Linked DNA regions of Homo sapiens: region 2 is linked to region 1. A link is an interaction called in ENCODE POLR2A ChIA-PET data of the cell type or tissue named here. Cell type or tissue: Caco-2. All regions are shown on one strand. Links, peaks and the distances in the headings refer to the core of each region. The heading gives the core; the rest is flanking DNA.

Region 1 (5,374 bases), core at 213-5,212:
AAAATGAAAAATGCAACAGAGGACGGCAGTTGGGACATGTGTCTGTTTTAAGAAACTTAGAACTATGTGCTACTTTATAGTATATGCACATACAACTTTTTGAATTTAAAAAAGTGGGGGAAAAAGGGGTAAAGGGGCCAGGCACAGTGGCTTATGCCTGTAATCCTAGCACTTTGGAAGGCCAACAGAGAGGCCAGGAGTTTGAGACCAGCCTGGCCAACGTGGCAAAACCCCATCTCTACTAAAAATACAAAAATCAGCGGGGCATGGTGGCATGTGCCTGTAATCCCAGCTCCTTGGGAGGCCGATGTGGGAGAATCCCTTGAACCAGGGAGGGCGAGGTTGCAATGAGCCTGGATGGGCCACTGCACTTCAGCCTGGGCAACAGAGCAATACTCTGTATCAAAAAAAAAAAAAAAAAAAAAAAAAAAAAAGGTGGGGAAGGAAAGAGGGGAGTAAGAAAAAGAAAAAAATGGGGGAGAAAACAATTATCAGCTGTAAAACACATAAGAGAAGGGGAAAGGGGAGCAAGAATGAACATAGGGAAATCCACAAGAACATTGCATTGAGTCTGGATGAGTAATGAAAATTATTTAAGTGTTTAATGATACATGGTAAAGAGTTATAATTTTAAAAAGTTCGTAAGTTCAGTTATGAAAATCTGTTATGTGTATAGAGGAAACAGGGCTGGGCCTGGTGGTTCAATCCTATAATTCCAGCACTTTGGGAGGCGGAGGCCGGAAGATCACTTGAGCCCGGGAGTTCAAGACCAGCCTTGGCAGCATAGTGAGACCCCTGTCTCTACAAAAAATACAAACATTAGCTGGGCATGGTGGCTCGTGCCTACAGTCCCAGCTACTCTGAAGGCTGAAGTGGGAGCAGAAATTCCGCCTCCCAGGTTCAAGCGAGTCTCTTGCCTCAGCCTCCCGAGTAGCTAGGATTACAGACATGAGCCACCATGTCCAGCTAATTTTTTTTAGTAGAGACAGGGTTTCACCATGTTAGCCAGGCTGGTCTCGAACTCCTGACCTCAGGTGATCCACCCGCCTCAGCCTCCCAACGTGCTGGGATAACAGGCGTGAGCCACCGTGCCCAGCCTCATACCTGACACTTCTATAACAGAAGACAGATTAACAAGAGGTAAGCATAACAAATTTATTTAAACGTATTTTAAGTGGACCGACCATGGCGGCTCAGGCCTGTAATCCCAGCACTTTGGGAGGCTGAAGTGGGAGGATCTCTCGAGCCCAGGAGTTTGAGGCCAGCCTGAACAACAAAGCGAGGCAAGGTCTCCCCCAAAAAATGTAAAAATTAGCTGGGGCTGATGGCACAGGCCTGTGGTCCCCGATATGGGTACCCAATACGGGTCACTGAGGCAGGAGGATGGCTTGAGCCCAGGAGTTGAAGGCTGCAGTGAGCTATGATTGCACCATTGCACTCCAGCCTGGGCCACAGAGACCCTGTCACAAAAATATATATTTTTTTGACCTCCCATTTTGAAACAAATTCATATATATATACATACACACATGTATATGTGTGTGTGTGCGTGTATGTGTGTGTATGGTATTCCAGAGAGGGAAAGCCTGGTAAGGGGAAGATGAGGGCTGCTATTTTGGAAAACCCTACCAACATGCAGCTATTTTTCTTTCTTTTTTTTTTTTTTTGAGACGGAGTTTCGCTATTGTTGCCCAGGCTGGAGTGCAATGACACGATCTCGGCTCACCGCAACCTCCGCCTCCCAGGTTGAAGCGATTCTCCTGCCTCAGCCTCCTGAGTAGCTGGGATTACAGGCATGCGCCACCACACCCGGATAATTTTGTATTTTTAGTTGAGACGGGGTTTCTCCATGTTGGTCAGGCTGGTCTCAAACTCCCGACCTCAGGTAATCCTCCCGCCTCGGCCTCCCAAAGTGCTGGGATTATAAGCGTGAGCCACCGTGCCCGGCCCGCTATTTTTCTTTTCTTTCTTTTTTTTTCTTTTTTTTTTTTTTGTTTTTTGAGATGAAGTTTCGATCTTGTTGCCCAGGCTGGAGTGCAGTGGCGCCATCTCGGCTCACTTCAACCTCCGTCTCCCGGGTTCAAGCAACTCTCCTGCCTCAGCCTTCTCAGTAGCTGGGATTACAGGCACGCGCCACCACGCCCGGCTCATTTTGTATTTTTAGTAGAGACAGGGATTGCTCCATGTTGGTCAGGCTGGTCTGGAACTCCCGACCTCAGGTCATCCGCCCGCCTCGGCCTCCCAAAGTGCTGAGATTACAGGCGTGAGCCACCGCGCCCTGCCGACACGCAGCTATTTTACTTAAGCTCTTTCCATGCTTTCTAACCGTGGCGGCCCGGGCCTCCCCCGGGCCTGTCCCTTTGCCCCGGCAGCCCCACCCCAACGCTAGCCTCTCTTTGCATTCGTTCTCACTCTCCACCCTAGCATATGTGCGGTTCAAACCGGACGTTTCCACCTGGCTTTGAAGGTTACCCGCCTTGCATTCCTGCAGTGGAAGCCCAAGGGGGCACGACGGAGTCGAGCAGCCCCGCTGGGGTGGGGCGGGAGGGTCCGGAGCTCACCTAGGCGGGACGCCGCGGGGCGTGTGAGCAAAACAACTCCTGGCGTCCACGCCTCCTCCTCACCTCCCGCAGCCCTCAGTTGCCTTCCTCTCCAGGAATCCTCCTTAGTTTTTGGAATTCCACAGTGAGAAATTAATACTCCCAGGGCCAATTATTTAATAGCTTAGTGGAAAATACTTAATGATGACAATACGATGACAGCCCTCTAAAGAGTTTGCTGGAAGAAATGGTGGCTCTGATAGAAAGAGGGGAAGATGGGTGGTAGATTTCCCAAAATGCGCTGTTTGAGTGAGGCTATCTGGAACCCTGACTAAAGGTCACTCGGGCCTCTCAGAAGAGGGTAGTAAATACTGTTAGCATTCCCAGATTTGCTTAAGGATGAGATTTCAGGAAAGACTTGTTTTGTGTATTTATAGAGCTCCACAGAATGTACAGGGAGTAATGCTGGTGGGGTGTTGCCTAAGAATAACTTTGTGTTTCATTGTTTCTTTTTCTTTTTTGAGACAGAGTCTCGCTCTGTCGCCCAGGCTGGAGTCCAGTGGCGCTATCTTGGCTCACTGCAACCTCTGCCTCCCGGATTCAAGCGATTCTTGTGCCTCAGACTCCCAAGTAGCTGGGATTACAGGCACGTGTCACCACGCCCGGCTAATTTTTGTGTTTTTAGTAGAGACGGGGTTTCGCCATGTGGGCCAGGCTGGCCTCGAAATCCTGACCTCCGGTGATCCACCGCCTCGGCCTTCCAAAACGTTGGGATTACAGGCGTGAGCCACCGCACCCGGCGAGATCTTACTTTCTAGTAACATTCTCCAATAAAAAGAACGAGAGCTCCTTGGAGAAATGGCTAATTCTAGGACTGGGAAGAAAATATGTAAGATAAGAGCATTGTCAGACCAGGCGTGATGGCTCACACCTGTAATCCCAGCACCTTGGGAGGCCAAGGCAGGTGGATCACTTTGATACTGTTCAGGTGAATGAAGGAACACCAGGGCTCTTGTCTCTCCTTGAATTAGATAAAACAACATGGCCGGGAGCAGTGGCTCATGCCTGTAATCCCAGCACTTTGGGAGGCTGAGACGGGCAGATCACAAGGTCAGGAGTTCGAGACCAGCCTGGCCAATATGGTGAAACCCCGTCTCTACTAATAACACAAAAATCAGCTGGGAGTGGTGGCACACGCCCGTAGTCCCAGCTAGTCAGAAGGCTGAGGCAGAAGGATCACTCTAGCCCAGGAAATCAAGGCTGTAGGGAGCTTTGTTCATACCACTGCACTCCAGCTTGGGTGACTGAGCAAGACTGTCTCAAAAGAAAAAAGAACCAAAAACAACACACCTGTTGGTAGGAGCACAGGAGCCAACTAAAAGACCTGGAACAGCTTGAGCCACAAAATAAATAAGTAGTATTGGATTATCACCCAAAGTTTAAAATAAATATTCATGAGGTCACTCTGATATAAATAAATGATAGGACAAATTAATAATTGGACAGGAAGAGACAACTCTCTCTCTGGGCTATTTTTTGTTTGTTTGTTTGACAAAGAGTCTCGCTCTGCCTCCTAGGCTGGAGTGCTGTGGCGTCATCATACCTCACTGCAGCCTTGAACTCTTGGGCTCATGCTATCCTCCCACCTCAGACTCCTGAATAGCTGGGATTACGGGCATGAACCCCAACAGTCGGCTAATTTTTTTAAGTTTTGGACAAGAGTTCCAACTCTCTTTAGAATTGCAGAAGAATTCCAAACAATGTATGCTCAAGACAGGGGTGGGGGGGCACACCCAACTACCCACTTCTTAGGTGTGAACTGCACATGGTGACTCCTTTTATGGTATGAGGCCACCACTTCTCCTGTTGGCCTTCTCAGTTTCTCCCCAACCTCCCCTTTTCCCTAGTTTATAAGACAGGAGAAAAGGGAGAAAGCAAAAAGTTGGAAAGAAACAGAAGTAAGATAAATAGCTAGACGACCTTGGCGCCACCACCTGGCCCTGGTGGCTAAAATAATAATAATATTATTAACCCCTGACCAAAACTACTGGTGTTATCTGTAAATTCCAGACATTGTATGAGAAAGCACTGTAAAACTTTTTGTTCTGTAAGCTGATGTATGTAGCCCCCAGTCACGTTTCTCATGCTTACTTGATCTATTATAACTTTTTCACGTAGACCCCTTAGAGTTGTAAGCCCTTAAAAGGGCTAGGAATTTCTTTTTCGGGGAGCTCAGCTCTTAAGACACGAGTCTGCCGATGCTCCCGGCCGAATAAAACAACCTCTTCCTTCTTTAATCTGGTGTCTGAGGAGTTTTGTCTGAGACTCGTCCTGCTACACTTTCAAAGTGTACAGTATGGCTGGGTGTGGTGGCTCATGCCTGTAATCCTAGCACTTTGGGAGGCCAAGGCAGGTGGATCACAAGGTCAGGAGTTCGAGACTAGCCTGACCAACATGGTGAAATCCCATCTCTACTAAAAATACAAAAATTAGCCGGGTGTGGTGGCACACACCTGTAATCCCAGCTACTTGGGAGGCCGAGGCAGGAGAATCACTTGAACGTGGGAGGCGAAGGCTGCAGTGAGCCGAGATCACACCACTGTACTCCAGCCTGGGTGACACAGTAAGACTCTCTCAAAAAAATAAAAATAAAAATAAAAATAAAAATAAACCCCCAAAATCAAAGTGTACAGTATGGAGCCAGGCGCGGTGGCTCATGCCTGGAATCTCAGCACTTTGGGAGGCCGAGGCAGGCAGATCACTTGAGGTCAGGGTTTCAAGACCAACCTGGCCAACATAGTGAAACCCTGTCTGTACTAAAAATACAAAAATTA
Region 2 (5,363 bases), core at 364-5,363, 130 kb before region 1:
CACCCAGGCTGGAGTGCAGTGACGCAATCTCGGCTGACTGCAACCTCTGCCTCCCAGTTTCAAGCAATTCTCCTGTCTCAGTCTCCTGAGTAGCTGGGACTACAGGCGCACGCCATCACGGCTGGCTAATTTTTGTATTTTTAGTAGAGACGGGCTTTCACCATACTGGTCAGGCTGTAGGTGTAAATTTTATAACATTCTCACTAACTTACTCTGTTTTGAAATTTACCCATCGCACCTCACATTTCCTCTTTTTTTTTTTTTTTAATAGAGCTACAGAAAGATTTCAAAAGGAATCAAATGACACAGCATAGGTGTCTGAGGGCAGCTAGCCTCACTGGCCCATCCTGACATACTTAATCCCTCATGCCTCATCACCAGAGCTGTGACTGTGACTGAGCCAGGCTCCTCCCAAAGTACACTGAAGACCCAGCTCAACCAACCAGTCTCTCGAAGCACATCAACAAACAGTTATATTGAGCAACTCTTCTCTAGTGGCCAGGGTGAAGGACTATCTAAGCTTGGACATCTCTGTTGCTTTGGGGGCCAGCCCAGTGCAGAACTGGTTTTTGAGCATCAGGTTCCTCCTAGGTGCCATTTGCCCAAGGAACACTTGTCTCAATATGCTCAACACACTTTTTTTTTCTTTTTTGAGGCAGGGTCTCACTCTGTTGCCCAGGCTGCATAGCTCACTGCAGCTTCTATCTCCTGGGCTCAAGTGATCCTCCCACCCCAGCCTCCCAAGTAGCTGGGTCTATAGGCACCTGCCATTACCATACCCAGCTAATTTTTTTTTTTTTTTTGATAGAGAAGGGGTCTCAAAAAAAAAAAAAAAAGAGAGAGAGAAGGGGTCTCACTGTGTTGTCCAGGCTGGTCTCTCAAACTGCTAGGCTCAAGTGATCCTTCTGCCTCGACCTCCCAAAGGGCTGGGATTATAGATGTGAGCCACTGTGCCCAGGTCAACACATTTTTTAGATTCTCAAGACTCAGTTTAATTCCAATTGTAACCTTTAAAAATAATCCCAGCATTTGGGAGCTAAGGCATGAGGATCACTTGAGGCTGGGAGTTTGAGACCAGCCTTGGGCAATACAGTGAGATCCCATCTCTACAAAAAAGAAAGAAAATGAAGGAAAATAAGAGAAGGGATGGAAAGTTATGAGACTAATGAAAAAAAAAAGGCTCTCAAAGATAGTGAATGATGAGAGGAGAAAGAAAGGACTTTTACTAAAAAGAAAAAGATTTAACAGAGAGCATTGTACTGGCAGGGCCCTCCAGGGTATCGATGCTTAGTTGTGACTGAGACATCTGAGAGGCCGCAGGCAAGGTCAGTTCTACTGAAGCTTTCAGCCTGTGGTCTACCCTGTCTGACCTGAAAGGAAAGGAATTTAAGATAGGAAAGGTTGAAGGGATTGGTGGGGGTGCGGGAAAGGACATAGAAGATGGCTTCAGGTATAGAAATTGAGCTGCCCCAAGGTGGAAATCTAAAATAATATCCACTTGCCCAGCTGAATTATTCCAGGCAAGGTGAAGACGACTGGTTCTCCCCACTAAGAAATGTCTCTCTCTCTCTTTTTTTTTTTTTTTGAGACAGAGTCTTGCTCTGTTGCCCAGGTTGGAGTGCAGTGGCACGGTCTCGGCTCACTGCAACCTCCGCCTCTCAGGGTCAAGCGATCCTCCTGCTTCAGCCCCTCCTAGTAGCTGGGATTACAGGCACACCCCACCATGCCCTGCTAATTTTTGTATTTTTAGTAGAGATGGGGTTTCACCATGTTGGCCAGGCTGGTCTCGAACTCCTGATCTCAGGTGATCCACCTGCCTTGGCCCACCTGCCTTGGCCTCCCAAAGTGCTGGGATGACAGGCATGAGCCACCGTGCCCGGCCAGAAATGTCTTATTTGTTAGGTTTGTAGTGAGCCGAGTGTTCTTTCTTCCCCCACCCGGGGGTTAGGTTAGGGATAGCAGAACAGTATTTAATAAACCAGAAGACTGAAATGGGGCCAGGATGCAGTGAGTAGATCCAGTAGGTTACATGGTCCTGAGAGATAAGAGACTCAAAGAGCCACCCAGCAGTGAAGACACAAACTACTACCACCTCCCCCTACCACCACCACTGGGCTTCCGTGGAGTCTGGGGTACAGATCAGACTGCACTGTATTTGTTTCCAAAATGATCAATTCTTAGTAATCCTACCCAAGGCTGTGTTGTCCTCTTTCCTCCCAGTTCGTGAGTGGAATTCTATGCCTACCTTCACCTGATGCAGGTTTTTAAATATTTCCAAACTGACCAACCCAGTTTCTCTTAACTTCTTCCTTCTCCAATTTTCTTTTCCACTTTTACCAAGTTAACTTCACATTCTTATCTCCAGATAAGTTCTTTAGTATAATCTATTACTTTGTCTTCCCGATTAATTACCTAAATCTCGTTTGATGTTTGTCCTTTTCATACCACTCATAGGTCAGATTCTCCTAATACAGCTCCATAATTAATAAGAAACAGTCATCAATTACAAGTTTTAAGGACTATTCTCTCCTCCCTGTCCTCTGTCTCTCCAGGTCACCCCAGCTCTGATCTTTGCCATCACAGTTGCTACAATCGGCTCTTTCCAGTTTGGCTACAACACTGGGGTCATCAATGCTCCTGAGACGGTGAGTGCCAGGCCACAAGAATTAGAATCTGGAATAGGGAAATTATTCCTTTAAGTAGGGTTTCAAGAATTCAGAATTTAAGGCCAGGCATGGTGGCACCTGCCTGGAGTCCCAGCTACTCCGGAGGCTGAGGCTTAAAGATCACTTGAGCCCAGGAGTTAAACACCATCCTGAGCAACACAGTTAGTGAGGGTCCCTCCCCCAACTAGGGGAATTAAACTTTGTATCTATCCTGTCCAAGACTGAAGATGGAGACAATATTGGTGGGGAAAATTAGTGGGGTCATTTAATCAAAGGAAAAAGGTCATTTACTCCTTATACCCTGGGCAGTGCTGTTCTTCCTCCCACTCTTTCACCCTATAGTAATACACTTCCTGTATTATCCCTTAGGGGTTAGTTACCAAGCTGGCCAGGTTCGCTTAGCAGAGGGCTGGGGTGAACATCAGTGCTGCCACCTACTGGGATATTCAGGACAAATGAAAAATTACTATTCCAGGGAGAGTTAACATTAATTCCAATATGTTATCTGCCTCTTCAATTCCCGTCTATTTATTCCCTTGATTCTCTAGGGAGGAAATGATCCCTAATATTTGTTTTGTTTGTTTGTTTGTTTTGAGATGTAGTCTCGCTCTGTCACCCAGGCCGGAGTGCAATGGCGCTATCTCGGCTCATCGCAAACTCCGCCCCACGGGTTCAAGCGATTCTCCTACCTCAGCCTCCCGAGTAGCTGGGATTACAGGCATGCGCCACCACAACTGGCTAATTTTGTATTTTTAGTAGAGACGGGGTTTCACCATGTTGGTCAGGTTGGTCTGCAACTCCTGACCTCAGGTGATCCACCCGCCTCGGCCTTCCAAAGTGCTGGGATTACAGGCGTGAGCCACTGCACCCAGCATATTTGTATCTTTTGTTCTCATCCAACTGTAATAGTCTGTCCTCCCACCTTTTATTTTGCAGATCATAAAGGAATTTATCAATAAAACTTTGACGGACAAGGCAAATGCCCCTCCCTCTGAGGTGCTGCTCACGAATCTCTGGTCCTTGTCTGTGGCCATATTTTCCGTCGGGGGTATGATCGGCTCCTTTTCCGTCGGACTCTTTGTTAACCGCTTTGGCAGGTATTGACTAGAAACTGGGCAAGGAAGTGGGCTCTACCAGATGCATTGGGGACAAGTGTGGAGAGTTAGGGCAGGGAGGTGATGATGCCTTTGAATAAGAACACCTTGAATTCTAATCAAGGGAAACTAGCCCAACTGGCCCCGAATATGACTGCCCTTGCTTGGAGCTCTACTACCCTGGAGAGCTCCCACCCAGCTGTGCAAGAGATGAACTGTGTGAGTGATTGGCCTTTGCAGTCCAGTTAGGGATAGTTCAGAATTATTCCCTAGTAAGCTCAACTATGGGGTTTCCAGGAACATACTTAATTTACAAGGTCCAAAGTTGATTACTTTTCTCAAAAAAAAAAAAAACAAAACTGGGGTCTCATATAAATGTTTTTGTTACCTCTACACAGGATTGGTAGGAATTATCTTTAGTCTATGGCAAATGTGGATAATGGCCAAAAAAAGAAAACTGAATCGTCTTTTTTTTTTTTTTTGAGATGGAGTCTTGCTCTTGTCACCTAGGCTGGAGTGCAATGGTGCAATCTCAGCTCACTGCAACCTCTGCCTCCCGGGTTCAAGTAATTATCCTGCCTCAGCCTCCCAAGTAGCTGGGATTACAGGTGCCCGCCACCACGCTCGGCTAATTTTTGTATTTTTAGTAGAGATGGGGTTTCACCATATTGGCCATGCTAGTCTCGAACTCCTGACCTTACGTGATCCGCCCACCTCAGCCTCCTAAAGTGCTAAGCTTACAGGCATGAGCCACTGTGCCTGGCTGAAAACTGAATCTTCTTATTTTATACTAGCTTAGTAATCTATTTTAGAAGGTAGAATATATTTTCAGTTATGACTGACAAAGGAACTGTTTTAATTTGCCAATTAGATATTCTAGAAATGCAAGAATGTAATTCACATTTAAAAATTGATAAGGCAACCTATTTTACTTGCTAATGTTCTTCCCCCTCTGCCCTCCCTCTGCCCAAGAAGCAGGGTCTTGCTCTGTCACCCAGGCTGGAGTGCAGTGGCCCAATCATAGCTCACTATAGCCTCGACCTCCCAGTCTCAAGCAATCCTCACACCTCAGCTCCCTGAGTAGCTGGGACTACCAGTGGGCACCATCATGCCTGGCTCCCAACTAGAAACGTTCTGATAATAGAAAGTAAAAAAGGGCTGGGCGTGGTGGCTCACACCTGCAATCCCAACACTTTGGGAGGCCGAGGTGGGTGGATCATGAGGTCAGGAGTTAAAGACCAGCCTGGTCAAGATGGTGAAACCCCATCTCTACTAAAATACAAAAAAATTAGCCAGGCATGGTGGCAGGCGCCTGTTATCCCAGCTACTCGGGAGTATGAGGCAGAGAATTGCTTGAACCTGGGAGTCAGAGGTTGCAGTGAGCGGAGATCGCGCCACTGCACTCCAGCCTGGGCAACAGAGCGAGACTCTGTCTCAAAAAAAAAAAAAGAAAGAAAAGAAAAGAAAGTGAAAAAGAAAAGTTAGACCAAAAAAGGAGTTGATATAAGCCTGGAGAAGAGCAGAATAATGAGTACAGAAGAGGAGAAGTTAGGAGCCTCTCACTTTGCTAATTCCATGTTGTCTTTGATTAACCTTACAGGCG

Evidence for each region. Peaks named below come from ENCODE experiments on the same cell type or tissue, not always from the same donor. Only the 100,000 strongest peaks of a DNase experiment are listed, where the experiment ranks them.
Region 2: POLR2A ChIA-PET joins it to region 1 with 13 read pairs; 4 of 35 experiments call an interaction of 5 or more read pairs at or near these places.

The regions. Positions count from the first base shown.
Region 1 is chr12:7,703,142-7,708,515 of GRCh38, reverse strand. No RefSeq gene overlaps it. Among named protein-coding and RNA genes, the nearest start is that of DPPA3, 5.6 kb to the left of the region's middle. RefSeq lists enhancers at 180-805, 3,532-4,205. In Caco-2, for the core only: no CTCF peak of the experiment used is centred there; DNase peaks (open chromatin) are centred at 2,485 and 2,945; H3K4me3 peaks cover 1,003 bases.
Region 2 is chr12:7,830,004-7,835,366 of GRCh38, reverse strand. SLC2A14 (solute carrier family 2 member 14) reads left to right here. Exons shown (of 11, transcript NM_001286234.2): 3 at 2,553-2,645; 4 at 3,603-3,763; 5 at 5,361-5,363. Among named protein-coding and RNA genes, the nearest start is that of SLC2A14, 40 kb to the left of the region's middle. RefSeq lists an enhancer at 1,178-1,678. In Caco-2, for the core only: a CTCF peak has its summit at 3,079 (motif pointing left); DNase peaks (open chromatin) are centred at 416, 1,354 and 3,066.